2 separate regions of the Homo sapiens genome follow, and region 1 is linked to region 2. Evidence: chromatin loops called from intact Hi-C (ENCODE). Cell type or tissue: HCT116. All regions are shown on one strand. Links, peaks and the distances in the headings refer to the core of each region. The heading gives the core; the rest is flanking DNA. Region 1 overlaps LINC02425 (long intergenic non-protein coding RNA 2425). Region 2 overlaps HMGA2 (high mobility group AT-hook 2).

Region 1 (4,408 bases), core at 257-4,256, 83 kb after region 2:
GAGTTTGAGACCAGCCTGGCCAATATGGTAAAACCCTGTATCTACTAAAAATACAAAAAATAACTAGCTGGGCATGGTGGCGGGTGCCTGTAGTCCCAGCTACTCAGGAGACTGAAGCAGGAGAATCACTTGAACCTGGGAGGCGGAGGTTGCAGTGAGCCGAGATCACGCCACCGCACTCCAGCCTGGGCAACAGAGCGAGACTCCATCTAACAATAATAACAATAAAGCTATTGACCAAAATTTTTATGCTCTGAGATTTCTCTGTGAATTTGCATGAACCCGGGAGCCTAGCCCATTAAACTGACTACCTGAATTATATGACTATCTACATCTTTTCAGAGGGTAGAGTGATTTCTTCCTCAATCTAATAAAATTTATATTACTATATCCTTAACCCATAAGTGGGTATGTTGAGTACAACTTTAAAATATTTTTTTACTTTGAGAGATTACATGTTTAGGTTTTAATGTGTTTCTTGTTTTGTTTATTGTTTAGGCAAAGTCAAAAAACTAACCTTATCGGTCTGGCATTTGTTTAAATTTTTATTTGCACAGCAAACATTATTCAGCGCTGTGTTAGTATTAAAATATGAGAAACACCAGGACAAAAATACGTAGACACTCCTCCGTTAGATGTTAATTTTAAGCAGCAGAAAAAGCCAAATTCTGCGTTCAGTATGCAGAGAAATAAGGAAAAGAAGTAACAGAAAGAGGTTAATGTGGGCTGAGACCACTTGAGGGCATTTGAGCACCTTTGCATTCCATGCTAATAAAGTGACAGAAGTTAGAAAGTTGGCCTATCTTTGAAGATCAACGTATATATATAGATATATGAATAGAGGAGATACATTTTATATCTGCTCCAGAACTCATTTTGGATTTTTTTCAACATCCTTCCGACAACATCCTTCCGAAAGAGATCAAAGTTGAAACTATTAGTAAATAATAAAATTAAGTCAATAGGTTATTAAATACCACATCCAAGTTATCAAAAATTGAAGTACAGAGTAAAAAAGGAAAAAGTATACTACATACAATGAGATTATATGAGTCTCCAGACCCCCATTTCTGCAAAAAGCTCATCAAATATTCATAAATCTAAGTAACTTCCCAGTAGGACATCTCCCAAACAAAGTGTAGGTGAACACAGAAAGCTGAAATACATAAAAACAGAATTTGGGTGTCTACTTTGACTGTCTGGAATTTGTTAGGAAGCAGAAATGCCACCAAAATGGAAATTGCACACAGGGAAAAAAATCCCACTGTGCTTTTATCCAGCTAGGTTGGAAATGATGTAATAAATGCACCATAATTTATGTACATAAATGTGTGGGTAACTCATCCAGGGAGTGGCAAGTGCAGAATTTTAGTGGAAAAAAATAGTGTACATCAAAGAAATTTGACCAGCGGCCAACAACCATTAATCTCTTCATGAACTCTTAAATATATAGATGCCAAATAAAACTTGTCATTTTATTCCATCTCTCAAAGCAATACATTCTTATTTATGAAGTTATGAGAGAACATAACATTATACCTTATTTGACATACAACACACACAGAGCATACAGCAACCTTGAGAAGATTTCCTTCATAAAAATGAGAACATTGATAAATCAACAGCCATACACCTCAAGGATAATGGTTTAAGTCTGACCATAGTCCTCAAACTTAATGTGATTGTGATCTTCATTCATCTTTCCATAGTCAGCAGCCCACATCACAGAAACCACTGTATGTGATACATCACCACCAGCCAGCTTGCTAACCAGGACAGACTTCAAATAAAGATAGCGTTGAATTCTTTCAGATGTGGAGGCATGAGAGAAAATATCAGAATTAAAGTCAAATACTTTAAGTATCACACTAAAAGAAAACATTTGTGTAGCTGTCCAGAAAACCTATGAGTTGTTGGCTGTAGTTCCTACAGAACTATGGCATTCCGTGTGTGGACATTGTTAAGTGATAAACCTTTCCATTGATGTGGCTTTGCCAGAAGCCACTTAGCATGCTTTAAATTCATAGCTTGATAGGTTTCCATGGAGAGCTTCCTTTAAAGGTATTTCCTTCTTTGGATTTCTACAGTTCTGTATCTTATACACCTCAGCAATATAACATAATGTGTTACTTATTACTATTTTTGAAATGAATAACCAATATTTCCCACCTTGAAATATACTTCAGCAAAGTCTAGATCAAAACATTTCTGTTTATCGGGACATGGATTCAAGAAGTCTTGCAGATAATAATTTAAAATATACGCAAGTAATGGTAGAGTTATATGATTGTCTTTCCCACTGCAACCTCAATAAATATTTATAATGGAGTGTGTGTGGGGTGGGGTGTAGAGGGAGAGAGGGAGAAAAAAAAAGAGAGAGAGTCAGTCAGATCAATATTTTGCTACTTGAAAACATACAAATAGCCAGTAGGCTTATGAAAAATGCTCAACATCAGTAATTATCAGGGAAATGAAAATTAAAATGACAATGAGCTCCCATCTCATCCCTGTTAGAACAGCTATTATCAAAAAGACAAAAGATAAAAAATGTTGGCAAAGATGTAGAGAAAAGGGAACGCTTCTACACTGTTGGTAGAAATGTAAGTTAGTATAGCCATTGTGGAAAATAGTGTGGAGGCACCTCAAAAAAACAAAAATAGAATTTGCATATCATCCAGCAATCTCACTTCTGGGTATATACCCAAAGGAAGTGAAATCAGCACCTCAGAGTGATATCTGTGCCCTCATGTTCATTGCAGCAGTATTCACAATAGCCAAGATACGGAATAAACATAAATGTCCATCAACAGATGAATGAATTAAAAAATGTAGTGGAATACTATTCAACTTTTAAAAAGAAGAAAATTCTGTCATTTTCAATAACATGGATGAATTTGGAGAACATTGTGCTAAGTGAAATCAGCCAGGTGCAAAAAAAACAAATACCACAAGATCTCACTTATATGTGGAATCTGAAAAAATCAAACTCATGGACATAGAGGGTAGAATGGTGATTACCAGAGGCTGAGGGGCAGGGTGGGGAGAATAGAATGGGGAGATGTTGGTGAAAGGAGACAAAGTTTCAGTTATACAGGAGCAATAAGTTTCGAGATCTGTTACACAGCATGGTAACCAGTTAATAATGTATCACATGTTTCAAAATTGCTTTAAAAAGTAGATTGTAAATGTTCTCACTACATAAAAATGGTAACTATGTAAGGTGATAAAAATGTTAATTAGCTTGATATAATCATGCTACAATGTTTTTATATATCAAAACATCACATTGTACCCCATAAATATATACAATTATTATTTCTCAATTCAAAATAAAAATTTGAGTTAAGAAAAGATTTTACTCTGGCTGAACTTACAAATGTGAATGAAATAAAATAACAAAGAAAGAGTTCAAAGTACAATGAAGAGGTACTACTGCCCAGCACCTGGAAGAAGACCTCTCACAAAGTAGAAGTTCAACAAATACTTTTTAACAAAATAGTTGTTGTTAACATAAGCCATCATCTACATGATCTAATGACACCCTGCCAGTTACCATCATCCGATTACGAAAAAGATTTTCATCATATATAGAAACTTCCCAGGTCAGCAAGGGCAGGTCTTATGTGCTGACCCAGGCCTGCTCATAGCAACCAACCCTGCTGGTCTTGAGAAATGAATTTGCTCATCTTCTCCAAAATGGTCCAAAAGTTAATACCTTGTAAGAAATGTTATGAGATAAATAATTCTCGCCTGATGTTTCCATTTGCCCAGAGTCAGAGTACATAACCTAATCCCAAGACTCCTAAAACACATGAAAATTAGACCTGTAGTGAGACCACGAGGCATCAGAATCCACGATCGTCCTTCCAAGTTCAGACGATGCTGTAGCATCAACCCACACACAATGTTTGCTTTGTAGGTCTGTATTTTCCAGGAAGCAAAAGGAACAGGAAACCAACGAAATCAGCATCGTTGACCAATTATTCAGGGCTAGTCCTTGCTCTCTTTCTCTTGGTTAGTGGCTATTTCTGGCAGTTCCTAAAACCGAGGCAGCCAATGTCATCACTGTGGAAATATGGATTGTGAGTGGCACTTAGATAGCAACCAGCTGGGGGCTATATATTAACAAGTGCAAGAATGGGAGCAGAAACAGTGTACAGAGACCCAGAATGTGCCAAAAGATGGCAACTCACCCCCTGGGGTCCAAAACAGATCCAACTGAGAGACAGAGAGAATGATTGTCTTCTCCACAAAACTGCCTCTCACAGAGCACAGAACCCTTTAGATTTATGCATGTGTTTTGACAAAACTGGATGGTTTCTATCATCTAGGAACACTGGAAGGGTCCCATTGGGAGGCAAACAATTTAAATAGGTCAACTTTTTAAAAAATTTTATTATTATTATAC
Region 2 (4,408 bases), core at 90-4,089:
AAGAAAAACAACTCAACTCCTAAAGTCAGCCCTAAACTAGTGCCAAGAAAATAGTGCTAAATTAGGCTTCTAGGAGAGATATGACTCAGTTAAGTATCATAGAGCACTCAACCCATAAACTATCCATTTGTAGTCCTTGAGAACATAAGAGATTACAAATAAATGTACTGACTCTTTCCTTAAGGAAAAGAAATGCCTAAAATCATGATTCAGCTTTTTAAATTCAGTTTCCATGTGTAACTGTTATAGCTGCTGGGAAATACTTGATAGTCAAATCATTTTGTAAAACCATTTCCAAATGTTTAGTCTAAGATTGGGCAAATGTTCTTGGAACCAAATAAATTTTCTGAGTATTGATTCTAAATCTCTTTAGTCAGAATGAAAGTACTAAGAACTGTTTTAAAAATCATATTTTTCTGTAAGCTTATGGGCAAGCATACAAGAAAAGATATACATGTTACATGTCAAATTGTGTGTATCTAGTTCAAGTCCTGATCCGATTTCATATAATCTCTATCTGAATAATTGGCCAAATGTCAAGAAGATGCATATCTTAAAGGGACTTTCAAGTATATTGCCAACGTGATTGGAGTATTAACAACAAATTTGGATATTAATTCTTGGTAATCTCCAATAGCATCTAATTTCATTTCCATTATTTCATAGATGCCTCCTTTTCATCTAATATTGAGCATTAATTAGTCTTTATTTGGCTGGAGTTAACATTAGCTAAAGTTTGAACTTAGGCTATAGCATCTGTGCATACATGTTTGATTTGTGAAAACCCAGCAGCATGGCAGTTCAAATATTTATTCATTTTCCTGTGCTGGCTCTTAAGCACATGTGCATATGCAAAGTGACCTAGCTTTGTGAATGGTCATACACAGAGAAAAAGAAATACATATAGAATAAATAATTTGGGCCTTAAAAAATATGTATATATGTGTGTGTGTGTATACATATATATGTATAGCGTTCCTTTTTTGAAAACTTGTAGCATAAGGAAATAGGACTGAAACATTCATTATTTTCTATGAAGTAACATTAATCTCACAATTTTCACTCCACTTTTTGACTAAGGGTGGATTTTTCCCCTAAAATCTTAGAGAATCATAAAAAATGAGATGAAAAGTCAACTTCTGAGACTGTGTATTCCTTTACCCCACCTGTGTGCGACTGTTTACTTCAGACTGCTTTATGTTCCTCAGAGCACAACCATCTCCTGTAAAACAAAAATGCCTATTAAACTGCTATAACTCGGGAGCACACCGGAGCATCCCCTTAACACTAACCATGGTTTGACAACACTATCCCCAAACCACATCTTTTGCTTTCTAATTTGTTAAGCTTAACTGTAATCTTTAACTTTCCAAAGTGAAGGCAAAGAAATTTTCTTAATGTATTTCTTTGTGATAGGGAAAAAGTGATACTTTTCTTCTACTTCGTCTTCAAATTTCTTCTGGAATTTTTTTTCAGTGACCTTATCTCTACTTTTTCATTTTCCCTATTATAAAGAAAATAGTCATCTCTTCTTTCATACATTTATCTTTTCCATATTTGATGAGCACGCCTCCCCGCACTTAAGAAAACATTGTAGGAAAAAAATATTAATCTAAAATTGTACATTGTACTCTAATATCTGTTTTTCATTTGTCTCCCCCATTAGACTCTAGGCTTCTTGAAAGATTTCTTCTTTGTTTTCTACACCCAGTTCCTGCCTGTCATATAGTTCAAATATCAATTAGTATTCGATGAGCCAATGAACCACTTCATCAGGTCAGAATCCAGAAGGATACATTTTGAAACTAATCATGACACTGTGATTTTTAAAGGGCTTCCCATTGATCTTTTCACTCCATTCCAAAGGTGTCTGAAAGGCACCAGAGGGAAGGCAAAAACTCCAAAGTATCAGCCCCCCAGTCTGTTCTCATGAGAGCTGCTATGGCTCATTGCCACACATACGCAGTCTGATGTTAATCAACACTAACTAGAGCAGCTTGTGGCTATTCTCATCCTTGAGCAGATGAAACAAGGCCAGCAGCAGTGAGGGCACTTTGCTATAATAATCCAATAAATACTTTTGAAATGATGCTTACTTTTGTCTTTTGCATTAAAGTCTAAGCGCAAAGCCAAGTAGAATAGAAAATAAAGAACACTTCCCCTCTTCCACAATACCAAGCAGAAATTCCAGAGATTTTGCCAAAACTCCCCCATAGATTTATCGCTTCTTAGGAGACTTTGTACAGAGAACTACAAAATCTCCTTTGCACCATAAGGGCCAGATGTTACTGTTGAATTGTAACCACCCATAGCTACATGTGTACACACATTTCACAGTCATCTCTAAATGCACACAGGAGGCACAATGAATGGAAGTTAAGACCTAACCTAGGCTTTTTCTAGGTTCAGAGAAAACCCTGACTAGCTACTCCTGGTAGATGGTTTCTCCTCTTTACCAAAGCCTCCCATCACTAGGGGGCAGGTTCATTCCCAACTTAGGAAGCACTAAAACAGAAAAGCTTTCAACCCCAGAAAAGTGGTACCTAGAGGTGTGATTTGTATAGCTAGCTGTAGCTGAGTCTCATCCTCACAATGTTGCATCAACATTTGATCTGAAATAAATCCTTCAAACTTCAGATATATCATATTCCTATCTAATTATCAAAATACATTCCTTAGGTACATTAAAACTTTTTGATCACTTACTATTGTAGAATACCTCAAACTGAACTCCCCTATATCTGATCAATACCTGAGTTGACCATTAATTTTAAATTTAATTCAAAGTGACAGTTTTCATTCTAGACCTTCCTTGGATAGCCACAGAGATGTGTTATGTACAAATTATTTCAGTCATCCAGTTTCAATGAAGAGGTAGAGTTCAGGTGGATTTGGAGTGGGTATGAGAATCTAGCCAGATGGCCACAAAGACAGTCCTGGTGCTCTGGAAGAACAACCACAGCATAAGCAAGAAACTGGAACACCACACCTGGTATAGGCCAATCCCTCTTTTCACCACAATCTGGCAGTCTTTGGTAAAATAAGTGTAAGGGGAAGGATCCAGGCTGGAGAGGAGTGAGCAGAAAAATTGAGTACAGGATCTCAGAAGGTACAAAAAGCTACGCAGAAGGTACAAAAATCTGTTGCCTAATACAGCCTAATGACAAGTCACAAAAATTACCTTACTGAATTAGAAAGACCTTATCTTGATTGTATGGGATTAAACCATATGAAATTGCTGATAATTGATTGGTTCTGACCTACAAAAATGCCAGTTCAGCTAGCTCAACCTGATAGTATGAGTCACACGGGGTGAATGCTATGAAGACGCTCTGCCTCCACCTATCCTGGTGATACAGGTCTGCAGGAGGGTTTGCATCTAGAAATCAGAGATTTTTGTTTTTTAAGAGTCAGAGTCTTGCTATGTTGCCCATATTGGAATGCAGTGACTACTCACAGGTGCGATCATAGCACACTGCAGCCTCGAACTTCTGGACTCGAGTCCTCTTGCCTCAGTCTCCCAAGTAGCTGGGACTAAAAGCATGTGCCAACATGCTTAGCCCTAAGATTTTTTTTTTTTTACTTAACCTCCCCTGGAGCTCCAGTTTTTCGTTGAGGGGCCTCAGGGGCATCCTGGGAGGGCAGAGATGGATTGGAGTGGAGGCCACGTGAATGAGTCTCAGAAATACCATTTTGTCTGCTTTCTGTTGTAGGGTTCCACATAAGATCTAACATAAAAGGTGTGGGGGAGGTTCTTATGCTTTAAAAAAAAAAAAAATGATTCAAAGCCTCCAAAGCCTGAAGTTCATTTTTTGAAAAGTGACCCAAACACAAATCTTGACATTCTGGAATATTGAAGTTTTAAAACTAAATCCGGAGGGCCATGAACAAGTATGTCGATCACATAATTTCGTGAAAGGCAAATTCTTGATAATGGTCATCCTCCTTCAGCCAGGTAAATGTCAAATTCAAAGAAAATATATTCAGGACAGCACTGTGAAATTTCTGAGGATAAGAGCATATTTCACAGCACATAAATGAAAGTGGATCTCGGTGAATGTTCTATACAGAGAGAAAGGTTGTGTTTTGAACCTTTAAATAACTTTGGACAAAGGGTGAAGAAGGATATTGTTCACACCACAAGTCAAAAGCCACTCCCATCAATGTGCCCAACCACACAAGTCGAGGCTGCTGCTGGCCTTGATGGTTCATGGCCATTTGGAGTGTTTGCAGAGAGATTGGATGATTACTTGTCTAGAATTTGAGCTGTGTCTACTTATTCAATATTTTGGAACATTTTTTCTATAAATAACCGGTCAATTTTGTCTAGAAATCAGTGAAGTGATTAAGTAATAGGTCTATGTATTTATTGAAATGTTGTCTATATGGTAGGGATATATTCATCTGT

Evidence for each region. A loop is a pair of places that touch in the nucleus more often than their neighbours do. Peaks named below come from ENCODE experiments on the same cell type or tissue, not always from the same donor. Only the 100,000 strongest peaks of a DNase experiment are listed, where the experiment ranks them.
Region 1: it touches region 2 in a loop (14-fold over the local background); 1 of 110 quality-filtered maps calls a loop at or near these places.

Annotation. Positions count from the first base shown.
Region 1 is chr12:66,023,818-66,028,225 of GRCh38, forward strand. It overlaps LINC02425 (long intergenic non-protein coding RNA 2425), which reads right to left. Exons shown (of 3, transcript NR_146530.1): 3 at 3,908-4,065. Among named protein-coding and RNA genes, the nearest start is that of MIR6074, 2.3 kb to the left of the region's middle. In HCT116, for the core only: no CTCF peak of the experiment used is centred there; a DNase peak (open chromatin) is centred at 1,834.
Region 2 is chr12:65,941,472-65,945,879 of GRCh38, forward strand. The region is part of intron 3 of HMGA2 (high mobility group AT-hook 2); the gene reads left to right. HMGA2-AS2 (HMGA2 antisense RNA 2) reads right to left here. Exons shown (of 4, transcript NR_199060.1): 3 at 1,167-1,222. Among named protein-coding and RNA genes, the nearest start is that of HMGA2-AS2, 5.0 kb to the right of the region's middle. In HCT116, for the core only: a CTCF peak has its summit at 2,465 (motif pointing right); no DNase peak of the experiment used is centred there; H3K27ac peaks cover 4,000 bases.